5 separate regions of the Mus musculus genome follow, and all the other regions are linked to region 1. Evidence: chromatin loops called from intact Hi-C (ENCODE). Cell type or tissue: left cerebral cortex. All regions are shown on one strand.

Region 1 (5,000 bases):
CCTGTGTAACCAGGTGGGAAGGAAGGAATGAAGGAAGGAAGGAAGGTGCCAGGGGTAATGAGTGTTTCTGGCTTGCAATCTGAAAGCTAGTGACTGACCACAAGTTTGAAGGCAGCTTACAAGGTATCTATTTGTCTCAGTGTTAAAAGTTAAAAGGATAGAAAATCTTACCCTTGAGTCTCTCAGTCACTAAAACTTATACTGGTTGGCACACCACCAGTATTATCATTAGACATTCTCTGTAAGATGGAAAGGTGGCTCATCATTTAAAAACACTTGTTGCTCTTGCAGTGGATCCAGGTTCAAATCCCAGAATCTAGATGATGGTTCACAACCATTCATACCTCCAGGTCCAGGAGATTCCAAGAAGGAAGCACATAGAGTGTGTGCATGCAAGCAGGCAAAATATTCATAAACACAAAACAAAAACAGTAAGCCTTTTAAAATTGTCTTTTAAAGTACTCTGTATTGTTGAGCTGCTCTGGGTTAACCTCAGAAGAGTTCTTGGAGAAGATGGCATTTGGGCTATTACCAAGGGAAGAGTGAGGTGGTGCCCTGGCTGATAAGAATCTAATGGTGCTGCAGCATGGGAATGGGGCGTTGTTTCTTTGCCCTTAGTGGGACATGGGGGTAGCTAGGGAGAGGAAGTGCTGGAAAGACATGACTCCCTTCTGTTATAGACATGGCTGGGCTCCCGGCTGCTGCTGGTCTGTCTCCTCATGAGCAGGAGTATTGCCAAGGAGGTGTCAGAACACTGTAGCCACATGATTGGGAATGGACACCTGAAGGTCCTGCAGCAGTTGGTGAGTATGAGACCATGCCTTCTCCTCACTGAGGAAACTGAGGTAGCAAGCCAGAAGGCAGAGTCAAAGAGAGGCTTCCAGAAAACAGTCAAGTGGATAATGGCTCTCCTGGTACTTCTCTCATTGATCTTTTTAGGTCCTCCCAACCCCTTAGTCTGGGTCACCTGTAGTGACTAGGGTGGGCTTCTAACTGCTGCCTGGGTTAATGGTTGTCCAGGAATGTCCACTATGGATTCTAAACTGCTCCTTGACCCTGCTCTGACTCAGACAATGCCTCCTTTGGGAAGTCAGCCCAGTCTGCCTGCTGGGTCCAGATGGTTCATCCTGCTCCTGGATAGCCAGATCCCTGAGCGCCTGGCACCAGGGCCCCACCCAAATTTAGATGGGAGGCTCTAGCCTAACTCTGCGCCTTCTGCCTTCATTCCCCTGATCCTTGCCCCTGAGGTTGGAATGCCCTGCTCATCTGGGCCAGGAAGGAACCCAGGTCCCATTCTAATAGGCTTAATGCAATCTTCAACAATTCTAAATGTCATCTAGCCAGGCAGGATCCAGTTGTTGTCATGGTTCCTGCTCCTCTCACTAAAGAATTTATTCCACAAGCCCGGCAGGGTGGGGCACCAGTGGGTAAGGCCATGTGCAGAGCCTGAACTTGGGCCCCCGAGCTGACCTTCCCAATCTCCCTTCTTAACAGCACCCTATGCATGCAGCTTCCATGGCAGGCCCAAGGCCATGAGTGCTGTCGTGGTCTCTGCTCCAGGGAGAGGCAAGGGCTAGAGACCCAGACTCCCCAGAGCTCAGCCAGCCTCTCCCTGAGGCTTTTCATGATAGAGTGCTTACCACCTTCCAGAAAAGATTACATCCTATATTTTCCTAGAGATAATTCTTCCATATACAGACTAGATTGTGCAATTTCATAGGTCAAAGTAGAAGTGTCTGTTGTTGGCTTTTAAGTACTCTGGGTATTTGGAAGATACAGCTTTTCCCCAGCTGTGGCTCTGTCATTTTGGCATTGTTTTAGGGAGGTAAAATTAAAACATCATTCACCCCAAAACCTGGGTTCCCCATCCTGAAGCTGAGTGGACCTGTAGGTACTATGTAACCACTGGCCTGTTCTATCTCACAGATCGACAGTCAAATGGAGACTTCATGCCAGATTGCCTTTGAATTTGTAGACCAGGAACAGCTGGTGAGTAGCAAGTGTCTGTAAGGTGCTTAAGTGAATATTCACGGCCCGCTCTGTGTTGGCATGGAACAGTATGAAGGCAGCAGAAAACCTAGAGCAGACAGGATGAGGGTCCCTGGGTGCTCAAGTGTCAAGTTCCAGCTTGCAGGGCTGGGTAGGGTCCAGAGCTTAAGTCCTTCTGTTTCCTTACTTTGACCTGGTATAAATCAGGTACTTGCTAAATGCTAGGCACATTCCCCAATTAATCCTAACAATACAATTCTGAGGTCCACAAATATTGCTTGTTACCCATGCAGAGATTAAGGAGCATGCTTAGCCAAGTGATAGAGGCCTAATTTGAGCCCAGGAATGTTATACCTTGTAAAGTAAAAAATGTGCTTTATTTTTTAGATCACATCTTCTCCAATCCACTGGCCAGAGACAGGAAGGCAGTCTAGCCTGGCTTTCTACCCCACACCTAACTGACCAGCCACCCAATGCAGCCAATACTGCCTCTCTGCACCTTAGGGTGCTGTCCCTCTCTCCTCCCCAGTCCCTTGGAAATTTTCAGGGGCTTCTTGACTTCCCTGATTCTAGGGCACTCTCCATCTTACCACTAGGGGGAGCCCTCTGAAACCCCAAAGCCTTCACTTATTTCGCCTTACTTGTCAGGAGCCCCATGGCTCCAGGAGAAAGCACAGTCTAGTTCCAAGTCTGCAGTACCTACCACACCCTACGTTCATTTCCCTCCTCTGCTTCATTCTGCTCCCCAGCTTTTGCATCAGCTCTTTGTGATGTCTTTCCATCCTTTCCATGTGCCCCGCTGATCCCTGTGCTACACACCTCCCTATCTTCAAGCCTCAAGAGAACAGTCAGGCTACCCAGAATTCCTTCTATCTCTGAGCTCTCATGCACTAGACCCATGCATCTCTGTGAACATGCCATGGCCTGCATAGTCTCAGGGTTTCTTCCATCCATTCTATTGCTCCTTCACTTGCACCATGGCACCTATTTATTGGATCAGGCACTAGAGATACAGAGATAAAAGTAGTTTCTGTCTTTGAACCAACTACTGTATCCTTGGAGACAAAACCCAAGGCTACACTTTTGACAATGAGGTAGTCCTCCCTCAGTATTTTTATATTTTGGAGGTTTTGAGGGGGCCATATGGCAAAAAAAAAAAAGTGGAAGTAAGCTGAAAGGAGAGAGGAGAGAGAGAGAGAGAGAGAAAATGCTAAGGGGCAGCAAGGCTGAAACCCACCCTCCCCTGTGTCTCCTGAATAAAGCTGCATTGCAGAAAAGCTCTCTCCAACCAGAATCCACCTTTCCTTCACGCCAGCCCAACTCTCCATCATGGTTGATTTAAAGAAAGAAAACAAAACACAGGCCAAGGGTATCACCATCCTCATCACCAGGGTGGTGTGTCCCTTCCTCAGATTACAGGGTGACAGGCTACAGCCCTCTGTCTGCCTAGGGTGTGATCGTCTCATATAAAGCCTGGGTTTCCAGGCCACCATGGCCAGGTGCTAACCTCCTGGTTCCTGTATTCCAGGATGATCCTGTTTGCTACCTAAAGAAGGCCTTTTTTCTGGTACAAGACATAATAGATGAGACCATGCGCTTTAAAGACAACACCCCCAATGCTAACGCCACCGAGAGGCTCCAGGAACTCTCCAATAACCTGAACAGCTGCTTCACCAAGGACTATGAGGAGCAGAACAAGGTAGGGTGGATTCTGGGGCTGGAGCACCAGAGAAGGGCAGAGGGAGGCTACAGAGGTCCCACCCTGCCTCATATGCTCACCGAGCCTGAACCTTACTAACTTACTCCCTTGCCCATTCATTTCTTATGCCATCCGCCTTTATCAAGCATTCATTAGACAGAAGGCACAGTGCTGGACCCTGAGGATATCCTTGGAACAAGAAATTCCCCTTCCCACCCTTACAGGGCTTATAGCCAAGTGAGGTAGACAGCTGTTAAATGATGACACCTATAAATATGATCAGAAGGGCTCTTCATTCATTCAGTAAAACCTTACTGAGTGACCATCAAGGGATGTTCTGAACACCAGAAATGAGCTGTGATTTTAAAAAGGGGGGGGGCAAAAATCCCCACAATCATGACGAGAGGAGGGGTGCTGAGGCAGCTAAAATGAGCAAGTATGTGAATGGACAATGATGCTAACAGCATTGGAGAAGTGTAGAGCAGCAGGTGAGGGGCGCCCTGGGTGACAGTGAGAGGAACAGGAACCCGAGACTCTGAGTGTGCGGTGAGGAGCTAATGTAATGAGGATGCAGAGGGGAAGAGGCAAAGGCAGCTTCTAAGCAAGAAAACTTTAGCCGGCGCTCCAGCGTGAGGAAGAGCAGTAAGAGCCACAGACAGAGAAACAGAGTGGGGAGTGCTATGCTCAAGCCCTAGGGTAACCAGAAAGGTTTGCATTCAGAAATCCAAAGCGGCTCACCATGGCCCAGGCATGGGGTGTGGACAGGAGGAAGCAAAGTCAGGAAGCACTGCATTCATGCATGGTGTCAAAGAGGTGGGCTTTTTGTCTAAATTTGAAAGAAGCCACCATAAGCTAGTGAATGACACGATGTCATATATGATGGAAGACCATCTGGTGGTGAGGACGCTGTGGAGAGCAGGAATGAAGGGCAGGAGGCCAGCAGGAGGTTCAGCCAAGCTGGGCATGGTGGTGAGTTGAATCCGAGGGGAGCAGGGGAAATGGAGGTGAGTGGGTGTGATCCCTCCAGACAGACAGGACTCCATGCTTCCTGGCAGAAGGGGAAGGGTGAGTGAGGATGCTCTCATTTTGAGTCCCTGGAGTTCTCACTGATGTCAAAATAAGGATGACCTCAGGCAGAGTAGGTTTGAGAGAAGAGCTCATTTTGGTGTGAGGCACATCTGACAGCTGCAGGCGCGGCTCATGACTGTGAATGCTGGACATACAGATGCTGTTTGCAGAGCCACAGAACTGCACAGCCCTGCCCATCCTTCTCACCCTGGTGAGAAGAGAAGGGGATCCAGGATCCTGAATC
Region 2 (5,000 bases), 50 kb before region 1:
TCCTGACACTGGTTGTGCTGCTTTGGGGATCACTTTTGGCCTTCTGCTCCCTCCTCCCCGTTGTAAAAGTTCCCTGGACTCCTGTGCTCTCCCTGTACTGGAGGTGCTCTCTGCAGGAGGGCCCCACCCCTTCCTCCCCAGCTTCACCTTAGGTGAGGTTATTAGGCACCCTTCCTTCTGTTAACCGAGTTCCTGCTGTGTTAGGGCCAGCACTAACATTCTCTGCAGTCAGCCCAGGGAACAAGGCCGGATATGCTGCCTGCTCTTACAAACACACAAAAACCAGACATTATTCAAAGAATTATATGAATATGTATAAGATCACAGCTCCAGACATGTGCAGCACACTTATCACTCCAAGAGCTCATAAAAAGGGTTTCATTTTCTACCAAGTTAAAGATGGAGGGACGATAACTGGGATCTAAGACATGAATGGAGCATTTACCGAAGTCATAAAAGGAGAGGAAACAACACAGTTTTTAAAAAAAGGGCAAAGGATGTCAACAGAACACACATCAAAGAAGATACATTGATGGCCGAGAAGTGTGAAAATGTGTTTATGTGTAATTAAACAGTAGGAAATTGCTAATTAAAACAGTAATGGTGTGGTTGGAGGTGTAGCTCAGTGACAGAGAACTTGCCTAACATGCGAGGTTCTATTTCTGAATACACAGAAAACACCACAATGTTATACAAGTAGAATGGCTAAAGCCCAAAACACCAGATGCTGGTGAAGAAATGCAGCAGTGAGACACTGTCTGTTGGTGAGATGAAAAATGGAGAGACAGTTTGGTGGTCTCTTACAAAACCAAATATACTCTTGCCAAATGACCCAGCAGGCTTGCTCCTTGGTATTTGTTCAAGGGAATTGAAAACTTACATTCATACAGAAATCTACATGCAGATGTTTATAGCAGCTGTGTTTATAATAGTCAAGACTTGAAAGCAACCAAGATGTCCTTTAATCAGAAAAAGGATAAACAGATGCACCCCTGCAATGAACTATTATTCGGATGATAAAGGGATGGGCTATCATGCCATGGAGATACGAAGGAATCTTAAAAACATACTGCTAAGTGAAAGAGGCCAATCTGGAAATTGATGTAATGTATTATTTCAATGATTGAATGCTCTAGAAGAAACAAAACTATGGAAGTACTAAAAAAAAAAAAAAAATCAGTACTTACCAGGGGTCTGAAGAGAAGGAAGAGTACACATATATCGAACGAGGACCTTTTAGAACCGTAAAATATTCTGTATGATGATATAGGATCATGGCTCTCAACCTGTGGGTTGTGACCCCTTTGGGGGTCGCCTAAGACCCTCCTGCATATTAGATATTTGCATTATGAGTCATAACAGTAACAAAAGGGGGTCACCACAACATAAGGTATTAATGAGTTGCAGCATTAGGAAGATTGAGAAATACTGCTATAGGCCACCTGCCATAGCTCAGAGAATATCACCACAATCAGCACTGATGTAAATTAAACAGTGGTGTTTGGTAGTAAACAGTGTGTTAACGTGGGTTCACAGACTGACACACTGAAGTGTTTCTCCGTGTTGACGGAGGTGGAGGCTGTGTATGGGGATAGGAAGGGGTGAGGAGGGGACACAAACTCTTTGTTTCGCACCTTCTTTCATTTTTTTTTCTAATTTTTGTGAACCTGAAACTGCTCTAAAAAAATAAAATCTAGGGCTGGAGAGATGTCTCTGTGGTTAAGAGAACTGACTGCTCTCCCAGAGAGGTCCTGAGTTCAATTCCCAGCAACCACATGGTGGCTCACAACCATCTATAGTAGGATCTGATACTCTCTTCTGGCGTTCAGGTGTACATGCAGATACATATACAGAAAGCAAATAAGTCAACCAACCAAAGGAGGAGGAGGAAAAGGAGGAGGAGGAGTAGCAGCAGCAGTAGTAGTTGTTGTTGTAGCCAGGCAGTGGTTGCACACACCTTGGAGAGGCAAGGGCAGGTGGATCTCTGTGAATTTAAGGCCAGCCTGGTCTACAGATTGAGTTTCAGGATAGCCAGAGCCACACAGAGAAACCCTGACTTGAAAAATAAATAAAAATAAAAATAAAAACATAGATAAATAAATAAAATCTATTAATTTCTTTAAGTGGGTGAAGGTGGGAGAGAACAAGGTACAGAAAGAGACTAATACCTGCAGAGGCCCTCTGGCCTGGGGGAAGCTTCATCATTACACAAGTCTGAAGGAAGGCATCATGGGTAAAACAGAGAAAGATGGGGCATGGTGAGGATGGAGAAACAAGTGTGGCCCAGACTCTGCAGGGTCTGGTGAGATGTTAAGACTTTTTCTTTATTCTGAAAGTGTTGGGAACCCCCTGAGTAGTTTTAAGGTTATGATAATAGGATAACCATGGTGATAATATAATTAGATTTGCATTTCAAAATTTTAACATTTATTAATTTATTATGGGGGGCATGTGTAAACCACCTAACATGTGTGGAGATTAGGTAGGAAACATTGTGGGAGTTGTTTCTGTCATGTGGGATACATGGTCTGAAGTCAGGTCATCACACTTGGTGACAAGGACCTTTGCCTGCTGAGCCATCTTGATGGCCTACGATTCTATTTGTGGTTACTGTGTGGAGAGTGGAGAATACACTGGATTACTGAGGGAGGCCAAAGTGGACATGGGAGTACAGGTGAGGAGCTGCCACCATCGCTCAAAGGGAAAACCAAGGTAGCCTGGATGGGAGCAGATGTTGCAGGAGTAGGAAGAAGGAATAAGACAAACCAGTGCTTGCTGGGACAGAATTTGAAGGAAGTGTGGAGGAAGGTAGAGCCAGGACTGTTTCCTTGGTGAATGTGTGATTGTCCAATGAGAATTTCAGGTTTTAGACATTTCTCTCCCTTTTTAGCCATATTCTCTTTTTTTCAGGGTTTTGACTCATGCAGATTTCTCAGCTTTTTTCTTATAATCTGTTTCCTCCAGTGAAAGCAGCAGCAGGTCCCTTCTGTACAATAAAGGACTCTTGTCACTAGAATTAAATTCATAAAGCAAATTAAGCAATTTTTGTGGCATTTGCAGGATGCAGAGCTGCCATAGTCACCACACAGTCATACCTGTGTACTTGGGGAAGGAGTGTGCCCTTCCCTCCAGCCTTGGGTGGGCTGAATCAGGCCTGTTTCTGCCATAGTCGGCTAGCCCACCTAGGATGGAGTCTTCCGACCTAGATAAAGTCTATTGTGTGCCACATCTGCAGCTTCCTGCAAGAAGCTACCTGGTGAGCAGCTGAGCTTGCTTTCCAGATGAGATCCGAACAAAGCAAGGAGATCCTGGCAAAGTGGGGGATGGGTCTCCCCCTTTAAATTCAAGACCCTACAATTAAAGATTGAGTCTTGATCAGAGAACTTTGTCTTGGCTCATTATTTCTCTCACTGTCCTTCCCATCCACCCCCAGCTTTCCTTTCAGGAACCCAGTAACCTGTGACCGCTGGTGGCTACACAGGAGCTGGTTTCAGAACTCCATACTCCTATCCCTGTGCTGAAATCCTTGGATGTGCAAAGTCCCTTATACTAAAGAGAATGATAATGTTACCCAGATAATATAACCCATGTAAAGGCTCTTGTTAGCTTTATTTCATCTCTAGATAAATTTGGATCCCTGTGATTGTTAATGCTGTCTACTTTGGGTTAATTGAGATGGGCAGCATCATTCCCTAGGCTTCAGTCCTGGACTGAATAAAAAGGAAAACCTAGCAGAGCACCAGCATTCTCTGCTTCCTTCTGGTAGATGCCATGTGACCAGCTGAGCTTGACCCCTTGTGCCACCCCTCCACCCCCGCCACCATGATGGATTATACCCTGGAACTGTGAGCCCAAATAAACCTCCTTTCCATTATGTTGCTATTGTTGGGGTATTTTATCAGAGCAACAAAAACAAAAATGTAACTAATTGGATACCTAGTAAATGCCATGTGTAGCTGTTATCCTTCATTGCTTTGTGAATAGAAAAAAGAAAGGGTTGTGTGTCAATGCTGAGTCTAGCTTCAATTAAAAAAAAATTCAGGCTTGTGAGATGGCTCATCGGTTAAGAGCACTGACTGTTCTTCCGAAGGTCCTGAGTTCAAATCCCAGTAACCACATGGTGGCTCACAACCACCTGTAATGGGATCTAACGCCCTCTTCTGGTGTGTCTAAAGACAGCTTCACTGTCTTTACATATAATAATAAATAAACCTCAAAAAAAAAAAATCCATGATGAACTAGGAAATGGCTCCATCGGAAAGGTGACTCTGTGCAAGCATGAGGGCTCTGCCTTCAGGTCCTCAACGCCCAACAAAAGCCTGGTGTAAGGATGCACATCTGTAAGCTCAGCACTGGAGGAGGGAGGGCAGAGGCAGGCAGAGCCCTAGAGCTCATTGACTAACCAATCTAGGCAAATTGGTGAGCTTCAGGTTCAGTAAAACCCTGGCTCAAAAAATAAGGTGGACAATTATAGAAAAAGACACTCAGCATTGCCCTCAGGCTTCTACACGCACCCACCCACATGAACACATATGTACATACCACATGCATACATACAGATATTTGCAATCCAAAGTTGGTTAAGTCCATGGACATGGAACCCATAGATCTGGTCCAGGCACTGTTTGGGGTGTATCGTTAGCTTACCGAATCATTCTGAGAGCCCAAGGAAGTAGTGTGATGATCATCCTCACTGACAAATAGGGAAACTGAGGCACCAAGATCCTATGACTTGTCTACGTTCTCTTGGCAAGGATTTGAACTCTGGCTCTAGAATCCTGGCTCTTAAGCCATTATGCTGCTTATCTCTTAAGTTTGTCTTTTCTTTAAGTTTCTTCTAAAAGGTCCAAGAGAACTTTTATTTACTGGATCTCAAAAAATGGAGGGAGAGAATCAGCATAATGAAAGAGAACATGCATAATCCAGCAGAATAGCTGAACAACGCTGACCTGCAGGCTCATCTGAAATAGGATGTGGAGGGATGTAGAGAGACAGAGCAA
Region 3 (5,000 bases), 86 kb before region 1:
GGTCTGAGGTGGAAGAATGCCTTTGTACCCAGCACTCAATGACGACCCCAGAAATGACACAGGAAGCAAGGAGGAGCAGCTGTCCTTCTTTGGTCCATTTTGAAATGTTGGCCAACAGTTGGTCCTCAAGCTCCACTAGGCCAGAACACATCCACCAACTGATTTCGGTCATTTCTACTTCTTTTCTGGACGTCAATGCCGGTGGGATTTGTCACGTGGCACTCACTAGGGTGATCAATAGACATTTTTGCTACTGTAACTGACTATTTTTAGTAGGAAAGGCTTGATATTTTTTCCAGCCTCTCTGTTGACCTTCCCATGGGGAGAATGCAGGTGAAGTTCAGATAGTCTATGAGTATTGAACTATAATGCTTACCAGGTGGCCTAATAACCAAGGCCAAAACTGCAGCCCCAGAGGACCTGAGGTGGTTGGAAGGCAGTGGGGAGTAGGGATGTACTGGGAGGAAAGGAAAACTAAACGATCGAGCTGGGAGGACTGGGGAAGGGTCTTGTCAGGCACCAGCATCTAAAACCTGCTTTAGGAGGCCTCCCGTCCCTGGTGGCCATGGTTACCCCCACAGCTCCCCTCGCAGACTGTCTTCAATTCTTCTTGCCCAGCTTTTCCCATCCTTTCTCATCTTCTTAACTAGGGTCTCCAAGGTCTTCTGAAGCGGCAAGAGAAGAGTAACTCCAAGATGTAGCCTGTCTAGGTTGGGAAAGACTTTGGACTTGGAGTCACTGTTGTCTCAAGGCTGCAGGCAAAAGCCAGTGAACTTCCATCATCTTTTGTTCAGCCCTTGAGGTGGCTACACTGAAGTCCAAGGAAGGAAATCGGCCTTCCTCATGGGTACAGCTCTGGGATCCTGAGTTAGGATTCTGCTCTAGGAGCTCCATTTCCAAGAGCCACCACCCATCTATGAGTTCAGTGGTGATGCCTGCCCTTCATACTCTGACTCCTGACTCTCCGTTTCTTCGTTCCTGCCCTTCATCTCAAGGTACAGCAGCCTCCTGGTCACCCGATGCTCTCAACTTGTTCTGCCCAATAGCAGTGAGCACAAGGCTTCTACTCCAGCAGGGACAGAAGCAGTCTGAGGCTCTCGTGCCTGGGTAGCTGAGACCTACAGAAAATAAGTCAGAGGGAGAAACCCTGTCGTTTCTGGGCAAGGTCATGGTCCTGTGAGTCTCCTCAGAGAAGCAGAGGACCCTTAGCTACAGGAAGGGGGTGGGGGCTGCATGGAGCCAATGGGGCTGTGTTTTGCCTGTACAGTGGAGGGAACAGGCCAGACTGGAACCTCTGAGGTAGAAAACGGGAGGACAAAGGTTCCAGTGCCGCAGTCTGACAGTCAAAAATATAACACACAAATGTGGAAAGCATTGTAAATCCCTTACTGAGGAGGTTCTGTCATCCCTGAAAGAGTTGGCGGTCAACTCCTGGCAAGTCTGTCTTCAGGGCTGGAAAGTAGGGGAACATAGTGCCTGTATTTCTTCTGCAGCCAGAATAGGTATAGGGAGAATGACCAGAGGTGGCCAGGCTGAGGGACGAGTGCTGGATGTCCCGGCAGGGCTGGCGAGCAGCCTGGGCCTGGGTGAGGTCTATTACTGAGACATTGTGAGCCCCGGGTCAGCTGCTGTGAGAGCTCAGTTGGGCTGGCATTACTCCGAAGCTCAGCCTGACTTCCAAGAAAACACTCTAAAAATGGTCAGGGACCCAGGGGAAGAGCATCCTGTAGCTTGTGCTGATTCCTCTCAGAAGTGGAAGCCTTCAGCCTTCTCAGGGACGGGACTTAGAAAAGAACATGCAATTAACTCTCTCTGTCTCTATTTCCCTGTCTGTCTTTCTGTCTGTCTCTCTGCCTCTCTGTTTCTTCTCTACACACACTACCACCTCTCCCCTACCACAGCATACAGGCTGCAGAACCCTAATCTCTCCTGTGTCTTGGCCCTGAGTCACACAGGGAAAGATGAAGGGTCACACAAAGCCCCACTCAGCTAGCACGCAGCTACTTCATAGATACATCCAACACATACTGTACTCAGCAGCACACAGCCACGTGGAACCCACGTGTCCACGGGCAGGCATTAATGGGCTGCAGCATACAATCGTACAGATCACACAGTAAGACATAACCAGGCACAAGCACAACCAGCCATTTCTTCTGTGCGGAATGGGACCCAGCTGCATACAATTACACAGCGATTCTGAGTCACACATGGACTGGCACCACTATACCCAACCACAGTCACATTCAGCCACACTTGTCAGCTCATGATAACACACAGTCACAGGCAATCACAACAGACCATCACAGTCAGGGAACATAGGTAAATATAAGGGCAGCTGTGAAGGGTGCTTTAACTAAGCATTAGGAGCAGGGGCTGGAGGGACCTGGTTCCCTACGTGGGAGCTGGTGAGGGCCTGGCTGAGTTGGGACTGGAGAAGAAGTCCACTCCAGCATCCAGAAAGTCCATTTCCTGATCACTTTTTCAAAGGATCAGAAACAGGAAGGTGCCTCTCTCTTCTAAGGTCCTGGTTCCTAAACTACCCACCGTCTCCCCTCTGGACCCTGCGGGCCTGCTTCAGGAAGCTGGGATCAGCCAGATTGCAGTGAGTCTGCAGTAATGGGGCCAGGAAGGCCAGACAGTGGGTGGCCACAGGGCCTATCATTGCAGGAGATTCTGAGGGTGGGGGTGCTCTTCACCAGAGGTTACCCATCCAGGGGCAAGAGAGAGACACTGAAGTGTCCATTTCTCAGCTAACACGTATTCTCTAGGCCTCTGCTCTTGGCAAACTCCTAGGAATGGGAGGGGCTGTCCTATGTTGTCCCCAAGTACACATGCTAAGAGCCGTCCTGTTTCCCAGACCCCTGACATGTGCACTCCTGTAGCTCTCCTGGAGTACCCACCATGTTAGGTGCATGCCTGTGCCTTCGGGTAGTTCTAGAACACGACACATGGGAACGGGTCTATGCACTTTGCTGCTTTGTGGGACCTCCTCTTCCAGGCCCTGCTGTGGAGTCAGTTATGTCCTCAAGATGCAGCCACTTCTCTAGGGATCAGGATGACTTTTCCGGATCCGAAGATGTCAGGTTAGTCATCTGAAATAAATCTTTCTAAAGCGATGACTTCCTGGCTTCTACAACAGGGCAGGTTCTCCTGCCATCTCTGGGTCAGGGTTGAGTTCTGCTATCACTGGGCCAGGACATGCTGGTCCTATCCAGGGCCCAGAGTAGTTTTGCTCAAAAATCCTTGTGAAAGGATCACATTTTATACTAATGAAACCACCCTGTTAGAAAGTCAGTGCTTCCTGGAGTCTGGAGGTTGGACAGACTTTCCCACATCCCTGTCAGGGTTGTTCCTAGGACAGAGATAGCTTCTCCCATCATCTTTTCTTCTTTGCTGCAGGGCTCAGCCTGTCTCTTTCTCTGGGGTGCAAACATCAAAAGGCTGCATCCTGCTTCCACTAGGTTCCTTTTCCCCTTTCCTGGCTGTCTTTGAAGTTAAGGAGACATATCAGCTTTTCTTCTAATCCCTCTAGTTGCTTCCTGCAAAGAAGATGCTAACAAAAGACATCTCTGTGGGGAAGCTGCAGAGATTCCACAGTTCACAAAGTTCTTCTGTCCTACAGGCTGGTCAGTCATCTCTGCCTCCAGCCAGATGCAGTAACTCCCAGACAGAGAAGGGGTTAAAATATAAAAACACACAGGCAATATGAAAACAAAAATGTACATTGTTGTTGTTTCCCCCCTTGACAGGGTTTCTCTGTGTGGCTCAGGCTTGTCCTGGAACTCACTCTGTAGACCAGGCTGACCTCAAACTCAGAGATCTGCCTGCCTCTGCCTCCCAAGTGTTGGGATTAAAGGTGTGTGCCACCACCAACTGGCTCATATTATTTTTTAATCTACAGCAGAGAAGACAAGACATTTCTAAGCAGAAATCCATGAAAGCTTGACATATTTAAGCACATGAAATTAGCCTAGTTTTGTAAACATAAGCACTCTCTCTCTACAAAATTAAAACTCAAAGGACAAACTCCGAAAGATGTCTGTACAGATGAAACAAAGGGTTTGTATCCATGAGCTACAAAGAGCTTTTGCAAGTCAACAAGAAAAAGGGAAAGATAACAAGCTGATATAGAACTGAATGAAGGGCTAGAGTAAGTGATTTCCAGATTTGTATTTGGCCAACAAGTACAAGAAGAGAAGCTAGCCCTTCTCATTTCAAAAAGCCAGATCATATCTATGAGGGCAGCAAGTATGTAAAAAGATGCCCTCATTTACATATTTACAAGACAGAGTATATTAGACATTTCCAGAAGTTACAATTGTCCCTATCTTTGACATTGGAAATGTCCAGTGATTTCATCTCTAGGAATTTATTCTAGAATAAAGACACAGTATCATATCTTGATATTCATAGAGCTTTAGGGAGGCAGTGCACATGGGGCTGTGTTTGGGCTAGCTCTACCCCCTGGAGGTTCTATAGTACCTAAGGCATGGGGTTGCACGGGTCACAGCCTTTGCTTGGTTCTCCTTGAGCCCACATTCCCTTCCACCCTCTCATAGGTCACTACCTACCCTTTCTCAACAAGTCAGGGTTCTTTGGAAGATATTACTAGCTTTGGGAAATCCACCTACTACTCCTTAACTCCAGATTGCAGTTGATATAAACCCAATCCCTCAGGACTTTCTGTCCTCCCTGGTCTGGACGTGGGCACATGATCTAAACCTGTGCTTTGATGATACATCCTGGGAGTTTGGTGGAAGTCCCAGGTCAGATTCCCCCACCCTCACCCCAGTGTGGCTAGATGCTGTTTTTAATACAAGAATGAAGACTGAGCCAAGAGAATCTTTGGATCGTTATGCTCAGGTTCCATGCAGCCCCCGGGCTTTTCTGATGCTTGCGCTCTGATAACTGAACTGGTTTGGGAGAGATGTTTGTGGGCTTGCCATGGAAGCTTCCTTGAAAATAAGAATCCCTCCCTCTAGCAGACAATTGGGTTC
Region 4 (5,000 bases), 59 kb after region 1:
AGCTAAAATGCCCAGAGAAAGTACAAAGCACCTGAAGAAAAACTGCTTTAAAAAAGTCAAATCCAAAATATAGATACACTAGAGCTTGTTAAAAATAATTTGTCTCAAGACACATATATTTTTTTTTAATTCAGGAGACTTAGAGTTTCTTAGCTGATTTCTAAAGACTCAGGTGAATTGAATCTATGGGGCTCCAATAACAGTGTGGACAAAATAAAAAAGATGAAAGCTCCCGAGTGGGCCAGTTGTGGTTGCAGGCCCCAGCTCTAAGGAGAGAGTGGCCGCCTGGCCCTGTGTGGATGTGCTTACTACTCTGGTTTCATCTCTCTGCCCTCTGTGGCCATAGAATTCCCAAGGAGAGAAGTCTGACTGCTCTGAACAGTGAGCACATGAGAGAACACTAACATTTTAAGACATAGCAATCCTTCTAGGTACTTCAACAGCCCTCTTCAAACATCCACAGGCTTCTTATAGGAAGAATTCAGTGGGTCCAGAAATAACTATTTCACACCTTCCCCAACCTTGAGCACAAATCAGTATTGGGGTAGGGCTGGTGTCTTTTAAGACCACCTTTTTTCTTGATAAAGTTGAGTCTTTAAAACCTGGTAAGGTCAGGAATGGTGGCACAGGATAAGAGATCAAAGCCAGCCTGGGTTACATAGTGAGACCCTCTCACAAACAACCCAGAACCCAGTGAGGTGCTGGATATAAAAGAATGAGCTTAGAGAGGATTTAGTGGAAAGGCTCTCAGGAGGACTTATTCTCAGCATAGTGGGGAAGAATCTGGCTTCTCAGAGTCCACCCAAGAGAGAAGAGTGAAGCAAAGGAATGAAAAAGGAGCCACAGGAAACAGCTAGATGCGGAGTATACTAGAGAGCTTTGAGGGAGATTGTGGTCATTGAGAAATCCCAATGGTGAGATAGATGGCTGAAATCTCTTTTTGGAACATTTCAGAAATGTAATTGTAGACTGTTTGCTATGTGATGTAACCTCTCCCCTTTGACCAACAAACCTTCATTAAAAGTTCTGCTACATGTTATAGCCTCATTTTTTGTGGTTTAGGAGTAAGAGTTGGAAAGAGAAAGGGGCTGATGTGACTACAAGAGCTAAAGAAACAGTTGTAAGACTGGAATAGTGAGTAATGTTTCAGATGAGGCAGCAAACTAGAGCCAGAGATGACCATGAAAACCTAAGTCCCCTCAGTAATTCACAGAAATCCTGGGGACAACATTGTACTTTCCACAGGACATAGGAATTGGAGCCAATGTCATTTGAATGACTCTCAAAGGATAAGATACCGCAGTTGACCCCAGCTTACGAATAGGCTTTCCCTTCCCAAATGGATGGGTTCTTGGAAAACATAAATATGCCACATGCACCTCTACCATCCCAGGGCCTTTATACGGGGGCTGTACACAGTAGAATCCAGAAACTGTGCGAGTCCAAACTGAACGTTCTGCACTACACTCACTGAGAGTGGAGCTGGCAGGGAGAGCCTACTGCCTAGAGAGCATGGAGCAGGAGAACCCATTTGGCTGGGACTTTTTCTCAATCTGCCCTGTTCTCTGCCCTCTGACCAACCCATCAACCTTATCTTAATGACCTCTTCACATCAGCACTGCAGCCTGAAGGTCTTGTAAACAGACAAGGCCCAGGAGGAGATGGTGATGGAGGTCATAAAGGGTTGTGTAGAAACCAGACTGCTCTCAGCTTGTTCTGCACCCCTGTGAAGTAAAAAAGCAAACACTGTCCCCTGGAAATGGACTTCTGGCCCAAAGGGCCCAGGGTGTGGGCCGGGAGTAGGCTGTCTCTAACACTGAATTTTCCCAAAAAGGGCCGGGTAAAATGTGTCCGGTGGGACTCTGGTTTATGCTCCCAAGCATCGCTCTTGATATGCCATCTTCCCGATCCCCGATGCTCTGCCACCTCCCCATGCTGAGGTTTCCTGGGGAGTTGGTAGTCCAAAGACCCTTAGTCTTGTGGCATCTTTATAGGAGTCACACTCGGCTCAATAGGGCTGATGGCACCACCTGGCGGCAGACAAGGTTCAACTACTCACCCTGGGACGTTCATCACCGAGGCGCAGGAAAGGAGGGGCGATTCCTGCGGCCCGGCCCAGCATGTTGACGTCACCAGAGCGCGCCATTTGTCCCCGCCTCTTTCCGCCCCCCTCTCCTTGGGGCTGCCAGTACTTGACGTGGCGTCTCCGCCCTCTACCCTTACTTTGCGTGCGTGCTTGCGTGTGGCGGAGGTGGCTGCGCGGGCAGGTCGGAGCTGCGTGCTGTTGCTTCTGGTTCTGTGGCCGCCGTCGCTGTCCGGCAGGCTCCGGTCTCGGAGCCGACGAGGCGCGCGCGCGCGGGTCCCAGCCCTTCGGAAGCCCAAGCAGCTCGGCGCGGGGCCTGGCGGGAAGGCGGGCGAGCGCGTGGCCGAGGGCGCCGCGCGGACGGGCGGGCGCCCGTGAGGGAAAGAGGCGGGGGCGGCGGGTTAGCCGCGGGCCGGGCCGGCCGGGGGATGTCGATGCCTGACGCGATGCCGCTGCCCGGTGTCGGGGAGGAGCTGAAACAGGCCAAGGAGATCGAGGACGCCGAGAAGTACTCCTTCATGGCCACGGTCACCAAGGCTCCCAAGAAGGTGCGGGGCTCTGGGTGGCGGCGAGGGCCCTCGAGGAAGGGGCGCGAGCAAGCCCCGGGCCCGGACTCGGGTAGTTCGGGACTTAGGGCTAGGGTTTGGGGTGCTCAGGACCATTGACACGATGTAGTGGGTGGCCGGTGAGCGGCGATGGGCCTAGCTGGAGCCAAAGAGGCCGCTCTGACCTCGCTTTTCTTTGTCCCTCGGCCGGAGTCCTCCTGGATCTTACTGAAGCCCGACAGGGCCAGGCCTTAAATTCGCGACTGACTTTTCCTGGATGGAGGGCCTTGAAGACGAGATTGGGAGGGGGTGAGCGACTCAGCTGACCCCTGTGACCTGTCCAGGGGATGAGGTTGTGCAGGAAATTTCCCCTCAGGTGAGTGGGGGAAATCAGGCAGCTCTTTTTCAAAGCATCTTCTTGGGGGAGAATTGGCCGTTCGACCAACAACTGCGTGATCGCTTAGAGGCAAGAGGAAAGAATCGTATGAACTGGTTTATGCAGCTGACGGTTCTAAAAGCAACAAGAGATGGAAAGGCAAAATGGTAATCGCCGTGCAGTCTTCCACCTGCTAGGAAGTATGTGAGAAAGGAAAATTTAGAGGTTGGTGACAGTAGACACTGTCATGGATGCAGGTTGATCGCAGTCATGTGAATAGATCACTTAGACATCCCTCCAGAAAGGAGCTTGGGTGGGTTGGGGAGGTGGGTGGGAAGAAATGATTGCTCATTCTTTACTGCACTTACAAGTTCAGCCTATTGTGCTGGGGGTTGAGCTCAAAGGACATCCTTCTATGGCTCTTGGAAAAGGTGATCTATGGAGGGCTGAGTCTAACTAGCTCTCTCAGTGGTAGGGTCGGGGTCTCCAGTGCTTTCTGTCGAACCTTTGCTGACCCTTCCTCTAACCTGGTACCCAATTAGCAGTGGAACAAGGAGGTGACCTTTCTGAAATAGTTTCCTCTTGTATAAAGTCTCTTCACAATCAATCCTGCCTACAGTATTTGTAGGGTTCAAGGATGATATAGATTCAGCTGAGCAAGGTTTGCAGAGCAGTTAATCCCCAAGGCTCCTGTACTGGAACTAGTTAAGCTGCTCTCAGTGCCTGAGAGGGCTTTATTTATTTTCCTCCAGGAAACTAATTGACTGGTCTTGGGGAAAAAAAAAAAAGTCATTGCTGTGTGCTTTAGCTCTGTTTTCTCACAAAATTGAGAATGTCACCAATAACACCTTTGAAAGGTTTATAGAAGGTCCCTCCATCCTAAGGGATCCAGTTGACCTCATTTTTAGTGCTCTCATTCCCCAACTGCTTTGTTAGAGAAGTGACCTTTTGCAATCTGCACTATTTGAATACAAAGTTAGAGTTCTTACAAGCAAAATGCATACGTGCAGTACCTCAGATGAGTTAAGTGGAGAATTGGAAACACTGATAGACTAACCCCCTGACTCTTATCTCTTGTCATAAGCCCACCTTCTTTTGTCTAGGTACTCCAGAGAGTCTTAGTCATTTTTATTGTTCCTTATTTTTTTCTTTCAGTGTAACTATATTCTTGCAAGTCAATATTGATAAGCCAAAATCTGTATTATACATTGTAAACTCCTGGAGGCCAGGACTCTTGGTTACCATTGTATCTATGGAGCCTAGTTATGGAGCCTAGTTTTGTCCCTTGAATGTAGTACTCAATTATTAATTGGCAATCTGGCTAACCAGTAACTGAGATGCTGAATGCCAACAGCAGTAAATATCCCTTTTCCTCTGTCTGAAAGGAATATCACAAATGAGTATTATTGTGAAGCCAAGTGCTAATGACTTTAGAGACTCATATTCCATTAACTAAAATAAGCAAGTCCTGCCAGGCGTGTGGGAAGACCCTGTTGTAAATTTCCATTTGCTAATGTATGTGTCCTCATGTTATTCATCTTGTTCTTTGAGCTTTATTGTGTGGTATGTACGTTGTACTTGTATTAAGATGTATTATGATGACTAATTACCTTCCCTTAATGATGATGATAAGAAGCATTTACTTAGTTAATGGACCAGTTAAGGACTAGTCAAGGTCATGTAGTAAATTCTGGGTACTCTGGTTTTGGTTTTTTATTCCCTCTCAGGATTTCAGTTCCTCGATATTCTGACTTAGGTCACTGTTGAGCCTCTTCCATGTGGTGATAATGTGATGAAGTATAGAAAAGGTGAGGGTGCAGGTGGCATGGTACTGAATAGTGTGAGGAAAAGGTCTCTTTAAAATGATGTAGTCCGTCATCCCAAAGGATCCCAGCTCGACTGTAGACCAGGTAATCTTTGGATCATTCCCATTACTGAGCTCTCGCTGGAATTGAGGGCATTCCTGGGGCCATAGGTGACTTTAAAGCTTCTCCAT
Region 5 (5,000 bases), 74 kb before region 1:
TTTATAGACCCCATTGCTGTGCGACAGTAGAGTTGAATCCATCCTTGGCATAATAGCCCAGTTTTATGTGGTGAGCTAGCCTCAGGCATAGAACTGCTGTGGGTTAAACCTTGTGTTGCCCTTAAACCTATTCTGCCCCTCTCTGCAGCAAGGCCCATGAGAGCTTCCTGTTGGGAGGTGGCAGTGAGACATAGCTCAGTCTGAAGAGGAATCTCTCCTCGGTGTTTCTGCTAAGTCTATGGGCTTGGGGAACCCAAATTCTTAGGGAACACTTTGACCTATGAAGTTCCAGAGCACATGGCCTCTGAGCCATCGCAGCCTTGGTTACCCCACCTTGTGAGCCGCATGCAGCCTTCCTAGACAGGAGGATATGTAGTAGACAAGCCTACTCAGAAGGGAAGGACGCTAGATTCTTGACGCCAAGGATCATGAGGGCAGGAAGGTAGAGGTCAAGGGTCAGGAGCCTGGCTCTCCGAGCAATGGGGAACACTCTCAGGTTGGCCATGGAGGGCTGTCTTTCCTCTTCTCTGTGACTGATGGTGGGCACAGAGGCTCTGTGGTGTTAGGGGAGTCCCAGCCTAGGAACCCACTGATTTCTGCTATAGCCCTGGGGGATATGTGTTGTCTTCTTACCACACAGCCTTGATGGCTGAAGCCTGAGGAGACAGCCCAGCCTTGGTCTTCCATGCTGAAGAGGAGGTAGTGACTTTCACTGAATGTTTCCTCCCTAGCTGTGTGCTGAGCACTTTGGGGGCATTGGTATTACAGATGTGAAGACCAAGATTCTGGGAGAAGGCCTCATAGAAGGCCAGCATCAGGAGCCAAATGGAGCCAGAGAACCTGCATTGCTCCACTAACCCTGCTTTCCCCCACTAACCCTGCTTTCCCCCACAGTTCTTCCCAGCATTGGGGCGATTTGTCTAATTTTTTGACTCTAGGAACTATTGGCTGCTTTTAACCCCTTAATTACAGGACTCCTTCTAGAACTGAGCCACAAGCCTCAGCCACGGGGTCCAGGGGATTTGTTTTCTGCCTTTGGCCTGAGCCTCTTTACTTCCCTTGAAAGAGGAACAGGGAGAAGGTGGTGGCAGTTGGAACATCTGAGAGAAGGGCCTAGAACTGGTCTCCTTACTAAGCTGATCTCCAGGAGCCTTCTACTCTGTGAGCTCAGACAGGGTGGGGATGGTTGAGGAAGGAGGGGGTTGGTGAAAACCGGCTAAATCAGAATATTTCTTGCTTTTTATCCTGGGATGGAGGAGGAAGTCAAAAATCCCAAGGGCATGCGTGACCTATAGTCACTCAACTAGTGACTCAAGACTTCTACAGCCTTCTCTGCACCACTTCATACTCAGGCCTCCAATGGCTGACCCTGTGGCTTGCCTCAACCTTATAGTCTAAGACCTGTTGGACTCCTGAAATCATGCTGGGATGCAGTTGTCCCATCCTCCCAACAGTGGCTTTGCCTTTTGAGGAGTCCTGGGAAATAACAGGACTTGCTAGAAGGTCAGGGAGAGCTTTTTGAGAACACCCTAGGGAGCAGGAGTGAGCATGGTGCATTATGGGAGCGGAGATAGGACTGGGCAAGGGCATTCAGGTTCTGATGAGCATCAGGGGGCAGAGAAGGAAGAAAGTAGGGGAGGGGCAGATCATATCCCAAGCATCTGAATTTAGACTACATACAGAGCGTGAGCTCCATACCAGGGTGATGGGAACCAGTGACAGTGTGCGTGATGGTACATACTCAAGAGGATGACACAGGAGGATTGATGAAATTCTAGACCAGCTAGGACCACAGAGCAAGACCCTCTGTTGTGGGGGGTGACACTGTGACTGTGCTTCAGGATTAGTGCAGAGAGAGCAGCTGTGAGGTGCCAGTCGGCGTCCACAGTGTCCACCGCATTGTGGAGGAATTCTGTGATGAGCGCCCTGAGCAACTGTGTCCTGTGGGGCAATAGTTCTGGCGTGGATGTGGTAGTCATCCTCCCACAGCTGGAGTGAAGCCCGCTGGCCGGAGGAGTGAGCAGGATGCAAGGGACACACACACATGTGGCTGGTGTGAGTGCGGTTACAGAGGCTGCCGCCGCCGCTCATGAGTCAGTGGTCTGAGTCCCGTGCCAGCGCTGCTTCCTGGGACTGGGATTCAGGGAAAGGCAGGGTGTGAGGGAGCAGGAGGGAGCAGGCGGTGTGCTGCTCCAGCCTTTTGGAGGCGGCAGGGGAGAAGCCTCAGTCAGCTTTGCTTCAACTTACCACCCAGAGGAGCCACTCTATAATGAGCTTGAGACCCAGGTTAGCATCCCTAGGGCACATAACCTCATGCCTAGACCCCCATTCCATAACCCTCTTACTCCAAGCCATAGCCCCCAGGGATAACTCAGAGGGTCTAGGAGATGGAGACCTGTGTTGCCTTTCTCTCTGTGCAATTAGACTCCAGCTGTCTTTGCTTGAAGATCCTAAAGCCCTCTTGGTACTAAGGCCCTTCTCTGAAGCCAGAGCCCTGCTGTAGCTTGCACACTTTAGAAGACTTCCTCGCTGCCACTGGATCCTCAGAGAAATGCCAGCGATTGGCCAAACCCAGTGGCCCTCCTGCTACAGACCTGGGCTTCCTCAAAGGAAGGACCACTGGGTAGGATGTCAAATGTGCAGGTAAGGATTAGCTGAGGCTCCTCACAAGACATCTCTGCAGCCCAGCAGGTCCAGGTCCCGGGTCAAGGGGGGCTTCTTTGGGGAATCCTTTGCCTCTATTCCAGGAGGCCATGTGGAGTGGGTGGGCTGTTTCTGTGGGAGTGAAGGCCGGGTGTTGACCTCTGAGAGAGAGAGAGAGAGAGAGAGAGAGAGAGAGAGAGAGAGAGAGAGAGAGAGAGAGAGAGAAATGGCTGCTGGCACCATGGCCCTTACCCTACCCAGGCCCCTAGAACAGCATGCATCACTCACTGGCCAAGCATGTTGCACTCCCACCCCTAGCTGAAGTTTACGGGAGGTCTGCAGGAGATGCAAGGGCAGGTTTCCTTGGGGACACTGATGTAGGGACAGTGGTGACAGAGCAGGTGCCTCTAGGGAGATTCCAGACAGAGGAAAGAAGGAGGCAGGCAGGAATGCTTATGCCATGAGCTGTCCCTTCCCAAATCGAGTGGGTGGAGCTGAAGACGTGCTGAGTAATGTCCTCAAGAGACCGCCAGGAGGAGGAGGATGTGTGACCCTTGATGGGTCCAAGTGCCAATGAAATCACTCTCAGTGGCCTCAGCTCCTCCAGGGGTCATGATGACACGGTGCTCTCCTGAGGCAAACTCCTAAAGACTTCTGGCTCTTTAGACGTGATCCCTTCCTTCCTTCTTTCCTTCACAAATAGTTGAATGCGATGCTTGGGGGGCGGTGCTAATACATGCATTCTGGACAGCCTTAGCATGCAGATGTGCGACACAGAAAGAATGGGAGAGAACGGGAAAGGACATTTCTGGCAAAGATCAGGTGACATTGCAGGGCTAGGGCAACTGAAGGAGGCAGATGCAGACAGGACCTGCAAATGTGGTGCAGCCTGTGCCATAGAGGCTTCGCCAGTCCTCTTGATGTTGGGTGAGAAGGGAGCAGGGACCTTGGTCTCATGGGCAGAGTAGAAGCCTGACTCAGCAGTCCTGGGCTCATAGAGGATGCTGAGTGGGGCGTGGTATTTACCACCCCACACCTCAGTTTCCTCATCTGTGTAACGGGGTGACCATGGTTCTGGGGTTTCTGTAAGAACACAGTGTGACGTTGCTTTATAAACTGTAAGCAGCTCTACAGCCCGGAGGCATCCTTGGGTAACACTTCGACACACAGCCTCAGCACAGGCACCCTCAGCATTGACCTTTTGGAGCGCTATTTCCTGAGGAAAGGCCCTGTGAGGCCTCTCTCACCCAGCCATGTTAGTTCTCAGGCACTGGGTGATGTTGATGCTTTGACGTTCCCCGTTCACTCTTTGGGGTTCTTTTCTTTGAAACTAGGTTACCACCAACCTGAGGTCTTAGAACCCAGTTGCAGAAAGTCAGAGGCAAGAGACTTAGACTGAACTGAATCTTCAGACTAGGCGTGGAGGGGTGCAGGAGCAGGATTAGCCTGCTAATGGTGGGGCAGGGACTTGAGGTAAAGCAGGACGGTGAGTGGCAGGTGAGTGAGGCCAGGGGCAGTCAATATCAGTCAGACCTTTCTGAGTCAAACTAGACTCAGGAAGAGAGTCTGCCTCCACCCTGTCCCCAAGCTCAGCATCTTCACCATTGGCACTCCTGAGAAAGCCGAGGTGGGATTTAAATCATGGTCATGCGTGCCTTTAACACCAGCAGTTGGGAGCTCTGTGAGTTTGAGGCCAGCGTGGTCTACAGGGTGAGCTCCAGGACAGCCAGGGCTACATGGAGAACCACTACCCCGAGAGAGAGAGAGAGAGAGAGAGAGAGAGAGAGAGAGAGAGAGAGAGAGAGAGAGAGAGAGAGAGAGAGAGAGAGAAGAAAAAAAGAAAGCAGAGTTGGAGGGGGGAAGAAAGGGTTCCTTGGTTCCACTTGACTCCTGGGGCCTCTTTTCAGACCAGCTAACCCCATGCTATAGTTGTTGGAACAGATTTTGTTCTCCTTAGCTCCCAGAGTCACTAGGCCCTGCCTGGGCATGTCACTAGTGACCAGTGATTAAGCCAACTCTTTTCTTTTCTTTCCTTTTCTCTTCTCTTCTCTTCTCTTCTCTTCTCTTCTCTTCTCTTCTCTTCTCTTCTCTTCTCTTCTCTTCTCTTCTCTTCTCTTCTCTTCTCTTCTCTTCTCTTCTCTTTCTTCTCTTCTGCTAGAGGACTGGGTCCACTTGCCGCTGAACTCTGGTTCCCAGAATTTCTTGCCTCCACATGAGACCAAGTCCTTGGTACCCAGCCTGGCTCCTGCAGGTCTTCCTTGTCTGTGCCACTGGTCCCAAGTTCTCTTTGCCAGTAGCACCATAGTACCAGAACAGAACTGGACTTAGTGACTCTTAGCACTGAGTGGGCTCCATAA

Evidence for each region. Peaks named below come from ENCODE experiments on the same cell type or tissue, not always from the same donor. Only the 100,000 strongest peaks of a DNase experiment are listed, where the experiment ranks them.
Region 2: it touches region 1 in a loop (2.3-fold over the local background); 6 of 42 quality-filtered maps call a loop at or near these places.
Region 3: it touches region 1 in a loop (2.0-fold over the local background); 6 of 42 quality-filtered maps call a loop at or near these places.
Region 4: it touches region 1 in a loop (6-fold over the local background); 23 of 42 quality-filtered maps call a loop at or near these places.
Region 5: it touches region 1 in a loop (2.1-fold over the local background); 7 of 42 quality-filtered maps call a loop at or near these places.

What each region holds. Positions count from the first base shown.
Region 1 is chr3:107,752,420-107,757,419 of GRCm38, reverse strand. It overlaps Csf1 (colony stimulating factor 1 (macrophage)), which reads left to right. Exons shown (of 9, transcript NM_007778.4): 2 at 681-803; 3 at 1,927-1,989; 4 at 3,518-3,688. All of the region lies in intron 1 of Gm40121 (a long non-coding RNA gene), which reads right to left. Among named protein-coding and RNA genes, the nearest start is that of Csf1, 5.5 kb to the left of the region's middle. In left cerebral cortex, a CTCF peak has its summit at 2,581 (motif pointing right); a DNase peak (open chromatin) is centred at 2,592; H3K27ac peaks cover 8 bases.
Region 2 is chr3:107,802,868-107,807,867 of GRCm38, reverse strand. The region is part of intron 2 of Gm40121 (a long non-coding RNA gene); the gene reads right to left. Among named protein-coding and RNA genes, the nearest start is that of Csf1, 45 kb to the right of the region's middle. In left cerebral cortex, no CTCF peak of the experiment used is centred here; DNase peaks (open chromatin) are centred at 306, 691 and 2,889; H3K27ac peaks cover 1,678 bases.
Region 3 is chr3:107,838,184-107,843,183 of GRCm38, reverse strand. No RefSeq gene overlaps it. Among named protein-coding and RNA genes, the nearest start is that of Eps8l3, 37 kb to the left of the region's middle. In left cerebral cortex, no CTCF peak of the experiment used is centred here; DNase peaks (open chromatin) are centred at 1,603 and 2,181.
Region 4 is chr3:107,693,789-107,698,788 of GRCm38, reverse strand. Ahcyl1 (S-adenosylhomocysteine hydrolase-like 1) reads left to right here and starts at 2,229. Exons shown (of 17, transcript NM_145542.4): 1 at 2,229-2,631. The coding sequence starts at 2,512. It overlaps Gm40121 (a long non-coding RNA gene), which reads right to left and starts at 2,564. Exons shown (of 3, transcript XR_003954675.1): 1 at 2,060-2,564. In left cerebral cortex, a CTCF peak has its summit at 2,035 (motif pointing left); DNase peaks (open chromatin) are centred at 2,141, 2,834 and 3,071; H3K4me3 peaks cover 3,113 bases; H3K27ac peaks cover 2,830 bases.
Region 5 is chr3:107,826,820-107,831,819 of GRCm38, reverse strand. No RefSeq gene overlaps it. Among named protein-coding and RNA genes, the nearest start is that of Eps8l3, 48 kb to the left of the region's middle. In left cerebral cortex, a CTCF peak has its summit at 3,167; DNase peaks (open chromatin) are centred at 2,087 and 3,173.